Linked DNA regions of Homo sapiens: region 2 is linked to region 1. Evidence: chromatin loops called from intact Hi-C (ENCODE). Cell type or tissue: natural killer cell. All regions are shown on one strand. Region 1 overlaps XYLT1 (xylosyltransferase 1). Region 2 overlaps XYLT1 (xylosyltransferase 1).

Region 1 (5,000 bases):
TTAGAGATAGCAAAGGGCTCAACCAGGAGCAAGCCTCTCACATGCAAACCAACAAACCCAGAGTCTATACCCCCTCAGCCATCACCATATCTAACTCTCACACACCAAGCCAATTTTCCCCCGCCCTAAACCAACCTGGGGCCAGGTAGCAGGCAGCTAGAGACCCCTCTAGAGCCCAAAGCCCTCCTGAAATTATTCAAGCCGGTCAATCCCAAACTGTTTGCCCTGCCTTGCCTCACCTTTCCTGTGGGAACCCCAGTAAAGGTTCTGGCCTAGATTTTCTCCTTACTCCTGTCTTCTGCCTCCAAACCAAAAAACCAGGGCCTCCTGCTGTGGCCCTGCAAGCATGCTGTGCCTCTTCTTTCTAGGGAAACTGAGTCACACTAAACTTTCAAGGGCATTGACCTCACTGTGATGTCACCCAGACATCTCTATTTATTTATTTGGTGGGCTTTATTTCTATTTATTTGACCTCGCTGTGTTGTCACCCAGACACCTTTATTTACTTATTCATTTATTTGGTGGGCTTCATTTATTTGTATTTATTTTTTAGAGACAGGGTCTTGCTCTATCACCCAGGCCAGAGTACAGTGGCACAATCATAGCTCACTACAGTCTCGACCTCCTGGGCTCAAGCAATCCTCCAGCTTTAGCCTCTGGAGTGGCTGGGACCACAGGTGCACACCACTATGCCTGGCTATCAGACATCTTTATAAATTAAGACCCAGGCACAAAACGAGACGGACCCGTGGATGAGTCTCCTTGTAAGCGCCTTGCTTTCTCCGCTTCCTCCCACACTCCACTGGGCACCCACAGGAAGCCCTGACACACATAATGAGAAATGAGCAAAAGGGCATTTCTGCAAAGGGAGATGAAAAACAAATCTTAGAGGAGTGGCGAGTGTCCTGGTTAAGGCTATGGAGCCAGGCAGCCTGGGTTTGCTTGAAGGTCACCCCTGCCACCACCTCCTCACTGTGTGTACCAGCGCAGCCCCTCACCACCCTCAACTGCCGTTTGCTCAGTTATGGAACGGGGACCAGGACAACACAAGATGCTGTGAGATTAAAGCGCATGAATACCCAACGGGGCCGGCATGTGGTGAGCACTGTGTGGACGGTAACTGCGATGATTCCTCACTCTGCCTTCTCCAAGGGAATCAGAACTGCAGACCCCCCGCAGAGAAAAACGATCACACCCTTTATTCAGCACTTCCCGCGTGTCTGACACACAGCACCCACAGCCTGGGGTATAAACACCAAAAACCACCCTCACAGGGGCGGAATGATGTTCATTCCCATTTTGCAGAAGGGAAAACTGAGGTTCAGAGAGGTTAAGCAGGTTTCCCCCAAAACACAAAGCTGGAATTGGTGCGTGCAGCCAGGATTTCTGACTCCAAAAACTCTCCTCTCCTCTCCCTACTTTCAATCTCCCCCATTTCTGATCCCCTCCCCTCCACTGCAACACATATATATTGAGTGCCTACTGTATGCGAAGAGCTGGTGCAGGAGTTGAGAACACAGCAGTGAGCAACACTGCTGGAATCCGAGTCTTTATGAATCCTACAGGCAGCAGGAAAGAGGTCATTGAGGGGTAATCTCAGAAATAAATGGAGGCCGGGCGCGGTGGCTCACGCCTGTAATCCCACCACTTTGGGAGGCCGAGGCGGGCGGATTGCCTAAGCTCAGGAGTTCAAGACCACCCTGGGCAACATGGTGAAACCCCATCTCCACTAAAAAATACAAAAAATTAGCTGGGTGTGGTGGCACGTGACTGTAGTCCCAGCTACTCAGGAGGCTGTGGCAGGAGAACCGCTTGAGTCCGGGAGGCAGAGGTTGCAGTGAGCTGAGATAGCACCATTGCACTCCAGCTTGGGCTACAGAGTGAGACTCTGTCTCAAAAAAAGGAAAAAAAAACCCACAGAAATAAATGGAGAGTTCAGATGGGGATGAGAGCTATGGAGGAAAAGGAGAAGCTGCTGTGGTGAGCAGGAATACGAGATTCCATTTGCTGTGCATGCAGTGTGTCAGACACACGGGAAGTGTTGAATAAAGGGTGTAATCATGGAATCAAATGGATCCCTGATCATGGATCAAGAATCACAGACAGCTTCTATGGGGAAGAACATTCTGGAAGGAACAGCAAGCATGAAGGTCCCCAAATGGGACAGGACTGGATATGTTTGAGGAACTACCAGAAAGTCAGTATGGCAGTGACACAGTGACAAGAGAAAAGCAGGCAATGAGAGGAGAGCAGAGGTCCTACCAAGCTCGGCCCTCCCGACAATTTGGGTTGGATCACTGTTTGCTGTGGCGCTGTCCTGCACTCTGTAGAATAAGATGTTTAGTGGCACCCCTGGTCTGTACCCACTAAATGCCTATACAGCTCCCGCCCTGTCCTGCCAACCAAAAATGTCTCCAGACATTGCCAGATAATGCACCCCACATCCCTTCCGGGATAAACTGTGAGACTCCACGGCGATGCTATTTCAGGGACAAAAAGAAGCCTGTGCTTATGGAACAGAAACTGGCCTTGCCACGACCTCATTAGTGGAGAGGATGGGCCCCACTCATTTGGGGGAATTATTTGGGGAAAAGTATAAACTCCCTAGCTCAGCAGACTGCGAGCTCCCCATGAAAGGCCATGTGTCCTGGTTCCTCACACGGGGCCTGAGATGCGAAAGCACAGAGGGTACCTGGGAGGGACTGAGAAAGGAGGGGACTGTGGGGTCCAGTGGGCACATCCCTATCACAATCAGCCTGTGCAGCTAGGAGGCTGCCACGCACATCGGCAGACTCTGGCTTTCAAAATGACCCTGGAGGAGCTGCGGCTCCTGCTGGCATGTCAATGTCAACAGCCTTTACCCTCCCCAGCTCCTGGAATGCTAGAATTTAGATTCTCAGTTCTGCGGGAGAGCAGGACAGATTTACGGAATTCTCAGCGGCTGCCTCCACCAGGGGTTGCCAGGGGCAAGCATCTGCACCGTGGTGAAACATCTCTTTGAACAAGGAAGTGAGAGTGAGCATGTGCATTAACTATCGGAGATGTGGGGGAGAGGAGGAAGCCATGCAAATGAGCACGGACAGCCAGCAGAGACGTTTAACCTTGGTGCTGCTAGAGTACCCACAAGTGCTAACGAGGTGGCTGGTGTTGCTTTAATAATCAAATAATAACCAGGCAATGGTTTAGATCCATTTTGGACCCTTCACAATTCCCAGGACTACACTTAACAGTTTGGTAAGACTTTATGGATAGCTTGCAAGTTTGAAGGCGTAACTTTGTAAGCTCAGTTTTGACCCTGGAGGAAGGAGGTCATGAGTAAGATAGGGACACCAAAAAGAAGTCAGGTGGTATGCTTTTTCCATTGACTCACAGTCATTTCCAGGAGAAAAGAAAACATCACTGTGCAAGGCTCTACTGACTCTCTTAATTTATCCTCACAACAGCCTCGTATAGTAAATATTATCCTATTTTACATGGGAGAAAAATGAAGTTTAGAAGCTTGGGAAATCTGGTCTTCATTATTTGGCTACTAACCCTTAGTTTCCATCACAATTCCCTCATTCTCTCAGCTCTAGTCTAGTCTGGATCCTTTTGCAGTCCTGCCCCAGGACCTTGGCACAGGTTGTTTCCTGTGCCTGGATTACTCTGACCTCCCTTCTTCACCTGGTTAACGCGACTTAACCTTCCCATTCCTGCTTGCTCATCTCCCAGAGCCTCCTCTGGGCTTTTTCCAGGCCAAACTACTCTAACAAAAGCTCTCTTAGCATCAAGACTGCTGCTTCTGCATCAGGACTCTTCAAAGTTACAATTTAACAAAGAAGCCGGCGTGTGCTAGTTCACCACCGTAGGCATATGCGTCAGATTCAAGATGGCTTCAAATTCTTTGACATGCCTTTATCGAAAGGTAGTGTCTTATTCCCCTCCTCTTGAAGCCAAGATGGCCTTACTGACTCAGCTGACCAATTGAATGCAGTGAAAGTGATGTTCTGGGAATTCTAAGCCTCAATGATAACATACATACCTTTGCAGCTCCTGCTGGACCTCTTAGAATATTTACTCTGGGGAAACTCCCTCTTGGAACCCAGCCACCATGTGGCAAGAAGCCCAAGACACACAGGATAGACCATGTCTGATGCAGCCAACAGCTCCAGCTGAGCTCCCCCCAACAACCCTCACCAACTGCCAGGCACGTGCATGAGACACCTTGAGCAACCACCACAGCCAAACCTTCAGATGATCACAGCCCACTCCATATGTGTCAGTAACATATGCAGAAATCCAAGAAAGAACCATCCAGCCACGTCTAGTCAGCCCACAAAACCTTGAGAGATGATACTAAAGCACTGTTTTAGTCATTACGTTAGAGAACTATTTGTTACACAGCAGTAGATGATCAGAACCCTGTAAGATCCAGCATAATGAACAGTTGTTCAGCTTGTACACACCTTAGGCAGCAGCTAGGACTAGATGCTTAATAAATATATTATTTATGGATTAGACAAAGAATGTAGTGTGTGAAAAGATTAAGGTGGAGGCTGGATTTATACCCGTTTATATAACTCCAAGTTCCTCCTCTCTTTTCTTTTTAACCATAGCCTAATGCTCCCTTAAAAACAATAAAACCATTTTATTTCCAGCCTATCATATTTGATGCAGGTTTGGGAGGAAGAATACAATATTCAGACAGAGCCATGTCACAACAAAATGGCAGCTTTGGTTGCTTGTCATGCCTGGAAAAAAGTTCAGAGTTAAAAAAAAAAGTAGCTTGAGGCTGGGTGTGGTAGCTTACACCTATAATCCTAGCACTTTTGGAGGCTAAGGTGGGTAGACTGCTTGAGCCTAGGAGTTTGAGACCAGCCTGGGCAATATGGCAAAACCCTGTCTCTACAAAAAATACAAAAATAAGCCATCCATGGTGGTGAATGCCTGTAGTCCCAGCTAGTTGGGAGTCTGAGGTGGGAGGCTCGCTTGAGACCTGGACATTGAGGCTGCAGAGAGCC
Region 2 (5,000 bases), 140 kb before region 1:
TTGGGGTGGGGAGAGAGAGAAAGAAATAGGCTCCTAATATTGCCATCCATGTGATTTCAGAACTGAGCTTCCCCAGAAGCTGCTAATAAATTATTTTTACTATGCAGAGGTACAAATGAATATGCTGCTGTCACCCCCTAAATCTCCTTTATGAGCATGTGTTTGCCTTGGCCCAACCTACTGGGGACAGGGGCTTCCGAGCAAGTTTTCATTGGCCAAGTTCCTGAAGGAGGCTGCCATCTTGAAGGTCTGCTCTCTGTAAGCTGCGGGTGCCCCACTGGCACTTCCTGTTTATGCCTGAGGTTGGCATGGCCTGCAGGACATCCAATGTCGATTGGAAGGCCACAGGAATCAAAGTGACAGCAGTGCCTACACTCAAGCTTTTGGAAAATGATTTCTGCAGCCTGGACTGAGAGCTGCTGTTCACAAGATGGAATGTACCCCTCTTGGCCATATACTTCAATAGGCCCTGACATTTTCTACCAAGTTTCAGGGTGGATATGCAAAAACCTCATCACTACCAACTTTCGCGTGCACTGTCATCATCCAGAAGGAAACTCTGGTCACTCCCTTTGGAGGCAGTGTATCCAATGTCCAGTTCTCCAACTGTTCAGAGCAAGAAGTAGGCCATGGAAATCATGGTGATCATGATATGCTACCAGGACACGATGGGCACCGTCCGATGAAGTTGTTATAAATGTATGCCCTGGAGTCACTCTTGAGGATCTGAAATCCAGCTCTACCACTTCCCAGCTGTGTGACCTAGGGAAAGTCGTTTACCCTCTCTGAGCCTTGCTTTCCTCCTACGTAAACTATCTATAATATCAAAACCTCGCAGGGCTAAAAAGATACGCTGACTTAACCAGTGCAAAGACACAGTTCAGAATAGTTAGCAGTTAATAAAAGGTAGCGGTTACCCACATCATTTCATGCGAACTCCTACAACGACTTTTCATACATTCATTCACAGATATTTACTGAGTGCCAAGTACATCTTAGGTGCTGGGGACATGTCTGTGAATAAGACAGACAGATGCCTGCTCCTATCGAGCTTATATTTTAATAGCATGAGACAGACAACCATCCTACCAACAACTCAATAAACAGATTCTATCACAATGTTGGGCATCTGTTATCTATTTTTATCTATTTTATTTTTATAATTTCAACTTTTATTTTAGATTCTGGGGATCCCTGTGCAGGTTAGTTGCATGTGTGTATTGTGTGATGCTGAAGTATGGAGTATGATTGACCACTTCACCCAGGTAGTGAGCGTAGTACCCAATGGTTAGTTTTCTAACCCTTGTCCCCCTCTAGAAGTTCTCGGTGTCTACTGTCACCACCTTTTTGCTTTTTGTTTTTCCAGACAAAGTCTCTGTCATCCAGGCTGGAGTGCAGTGGCGCGATCTCCAATCACTGCAACCTCTGCCTCCGGGGTTCAAGAGATTCTCCTGCCTCAGCCTCCTGAGTAGGTGGGATTACAGGGATGCACCACCACACCCAGCTAATTTTTGTATATTTAGTAGAGACGGGGTTTCACCATGTAGGCCAGGCTGTTCTCGAACTCCTGACCTCCTGTGATCCACCTGCCTCGGCCTCCCAAAGTGCTGGGATTACAGGGGTGAGCCCCCGGGTTCAACCTACTGTTTTCATCTTTATGTTCACGTGTACTCAATGTTTAGATCCTAATTCCAAGTGAGAACATGTGGTATGTAGTCTTCTGTTCCTGCGTCATTAATTTGCTTAGGATAATGGCCTCCAGCTGCATCCATGTTGCTGCAAAGGACCTGATTTTGTTCTTTTGTATTACCCACTGTTCCCAGATGTGGGAACTGAGGCTCACAGCGGTTATCTCAGCAGGTTTATGAGCCAGAGTTGTCCCACCCAGGAGAGTTTTGGAAGTGAGAGGAGCAACCAGCAAGAGAGGCCGGCTGCCTGGCTGACAGGTAAAAGCTTTGTTTCCTCCTCCTCCTGCCCCTCCTGCCATGATTGACAGAGTGAGACGCCTCCCTGCGAACATGAGGCATCTAGTTCGGGTAGACAGTTTGCTACTGGAGAAGTTCCTTATTCAAGGGGCTGAGCAGTAGTGGCACCTTTTCGTGTATGACCAGCCAGCCGTGCCCAGACTTCTGAAGTCTGGCTGGATTCAGACACCGAACTCCCTTTAGTCCTCAAAGGACCCATGAAACACCCAACACAAGGTGGTTCCAAGAGACCCGGTGGACCGCAGTTGTTCAGGCCACTAGATGGCTCTTTCTGTGAAATTTGCAGAGAGCAAGCCGGCAGCTGCACCTTGATACTGAAGCCGGGCTGCTTCCCTTTGGACAGTCAGGACGCATCTCCGAGAAGTTCTTCTTCATTGCCGCAGGTGGGTGGGTCACTACCTCTTCCTTTAAGGGGTATTCCCATTAAGGCTTTTCACTTCAGAGGAGTTTGACAAGGCGAGACTGGGATTTCCACACTGTCTACTAAATCAAAGTCATTGCCATCATGCAACTTTCTGCTAACTTTCCCAGCTTCAAGGGAAAAGTGGAGCTTCATGGAGCTCCACTTCATCATCTGTTGGCTTCACATCATCCCATCAGAGACAAGCTCCATATAACAGCATCTACTGTTTACCCAAGATTTTGCACGATTCTCTTGTTTCATCCTCCCATTTATCTTTGGTGGAGATATTATCCGATGAGATAGAAAAGTAAACTGTGGCACAGAAAGGGGGTTACATGACTCAGGCAAAGTCGCCCAGGAAGCAAGGGGCAAGGCTGGGATCCATCCTAGGTCTGATTCTGAAGCTTGTACTCTTCACTTTACAGCCTCATCTATGCACAGGGAAGATCCTCCTGAGCTCTGCAAGTGTCCAAACTTAGAATGGGCAACCAAGGCTGACTGTGAACATTTCCTTCCTGGTTGGGCTTTAGGAAGAGAAGCGAAATTTGCCTATTACCTCTACACACCTCCTGAGACCAGGAGAATCCTGGGTGACACCAGGCATTCAAGGATTTCATGATACAGTCTCTCCCTCCCTAATGCACCTTTCAGCGTTGCTACTGGGACAGCATTTCCTGTGCCTTTTTAAATTTAATCCTCTTCACAGCCCTCTCAAGAGGCAGCGCGGCTCTGTGATCAGGAGCATGAATGCTAAAGCCAGACTACCTGGGTTCTCAACTTAGCCGTGCCGTTTTGAAGCTGTGTGACCTTGGGCAGGTTTCCCAGCTGTAGCCAGCTCATGGAGTTGAAATGAGAATTAAGTCAATGTTGGGAAAACACTTAGGACAAGGCCTGGAACACAAATTGTAGCTGTTACTAGTATGATCATTAATAGTAGTATGTCCTTTTTCAACATTTGAGTAAACAGAGGCTCAGAGAGGTGAAGACACTTCCTTAAGGCCACACAGATCAGGGATTTAAGCCATAGCACCAGACCTGGGAGCCAAGCTAATATTCCCTCTCCAACACAGCCCCTTCAAGTCCCAGGCTGGAAGTGAGCTGCCCTTCTTAGCAGTGAAACACCTAGAAAATTGGCTGACAATTTATCGAGGGCGTCTTCAACAAGTGTGTCATTTTGGATACACTGTGGGCTAACTATTGGTGCAGAGAGTGGGCTGAGGGGTCAGCTTCTTCAGCATCTGGCTTCATCCATCTCTGGGTCATTGATGGCTTCTGTCAAGATGGCCAAAGAAGACCACGAGAGTCAGGCTAGGCCTCCTCCTCTGCATATTAATTACAGCCAAGGCAAAATGTGGCCACAGCAGCAGTTAGGGGACAACAGGACCCTGCAAGTCCTCAAGCAGTCAGGCAGAGGACACCTTGGGCACCCCGCCCTCTGCCCAGCACAATCTTCCGTGGCACTGCCGAGGACCTCAGCAAGATGCAGACCTCCAGGGATGTCAGCCTGTCTCCTCCTCTAGGTCTGTCCTCTTTCTGTCCCTCTGTTTGTCCCTCTCCCCTCTCTCAACCACCTCTCCATCATTCTGCAATCAACATCCTGCCCATGGTCAGGGATATCTAAAAAGCTATCCAGGCTGGGCGTGGTGGCTCATGCCTATAATCCCAGCATTTTGGGAGGCCAAGGCAGGCAGATGACTTGAGGTCAGGAGTTTGAGACCAGCCTGGACAACATGGCGAAACCTCGTCTCTAATAAAGCTACAAAAATTATCCAGGCATGGCGGCAGCACCTGTAATCCCAGATACTCGGGAGGCTGAGGTGGGTGAATCGCTTGAACCCAGGAGGAAGAGGTTGCAGTGAGCCAAGATCGTGCCACTGCACTCCAGCCTGGGTGACAGAGCAACACTCTGTGTCAAAATAAATAAATAAATAAAAAGCTATTCATCTTCTGAAGAATGGAGGTGGTCAGATTTTGTCTTATTTTCTGAAACATACTTCAATATTTTCCTAATACAAATATGTGTCAGATATAAAAAATTCCAATACAATCTAGATTTATGAAATAATTCAAAATGTATTAAAATGTACAGAAAAATAATACAGTGCCCTTCCATGTACCAATTTTGTTATGTTTTATTCAATTATTTAAAGAAATTAGACTTTGCAGAGACAACTGGGAAGTTCCTCCCAGCTTTCAACCACCATCTCCCAACCCAGAGGACACTTCTATCCTTCACATTCATGTATTTATATTTTTAGTTAATACGTATGTGTTCACATACAATGTATAGTGTTATTTTGTGTATCTGTAAGTTTGACAAAAGGGCACCGTGCTGTAAATATCTCCTTTGCGTTTGCTTGTGTCATTCAATATTAGCATTTCTACCCCCATCTCCTCTCTCCTTTTATTTTCTCTCTTCTCAATTCTTCTTCCCTCAGGTAACATGATGCAGAAGGAATGACAGCATTTAGTTCACCAATTCTCAGCCTTGCCTTCCCATTGGACTAATCTGGGAGCCTTCACAAAATGCAGATGCCCAGGTGCCCACACGGGAGATACTGGTTTAGTGGGTTGGGGCTGGGCCTGGGAATCACGATTTCTAAAAGCCCCCA

The links. A loop is a pair of places that touch in the nucleus more often than their neighbours do. Peaks named below come from ENCODE experiments on the same cell type or tissue, not always from the same donor. Only the 100,000 strongest peaks of a DNase experiment are listed, where the experiment ranks them.
Region 2: it touches region 1 in a loop (2.1-fold over the local background); 11 of 110 quality-filtered maps call a loop at or near these places.

What each region holds. Positions count from the first base shown.
Region 1 is chr16:17,413,797-17,418,796 of GRCh38, forward strand. The region is part of intron 1 of XYLT1 (xylosyltransferase 1); the gene reads right to left. Among named protein-coding and RNA genes, the nearest start is that of XYLT1, 55 kb to the right of the region's middle. In natural killer cell, a CTCF peak has its summit at 2,895; a DNase peak (open chromatin) is centred at 3,025; H3K4me3 peaks cover 435 bases; H3K27ac peaks cover 1,875 bases.
Region 2 is chr16:17,276,049-17,281,048 of GRCh38, forward strand. All of the region lies in intron 2 of XYLT1 (xylosyltransferase 1), which reads right to left. Among named protein-coding and RNA genes, the nearest start is that of XYLT1, 190 kb to the right of the region's middle. In natural killer cell, no CTCF peak of the experiment used is centred here; a DNase peak (open chromatin) is centred at 2,243.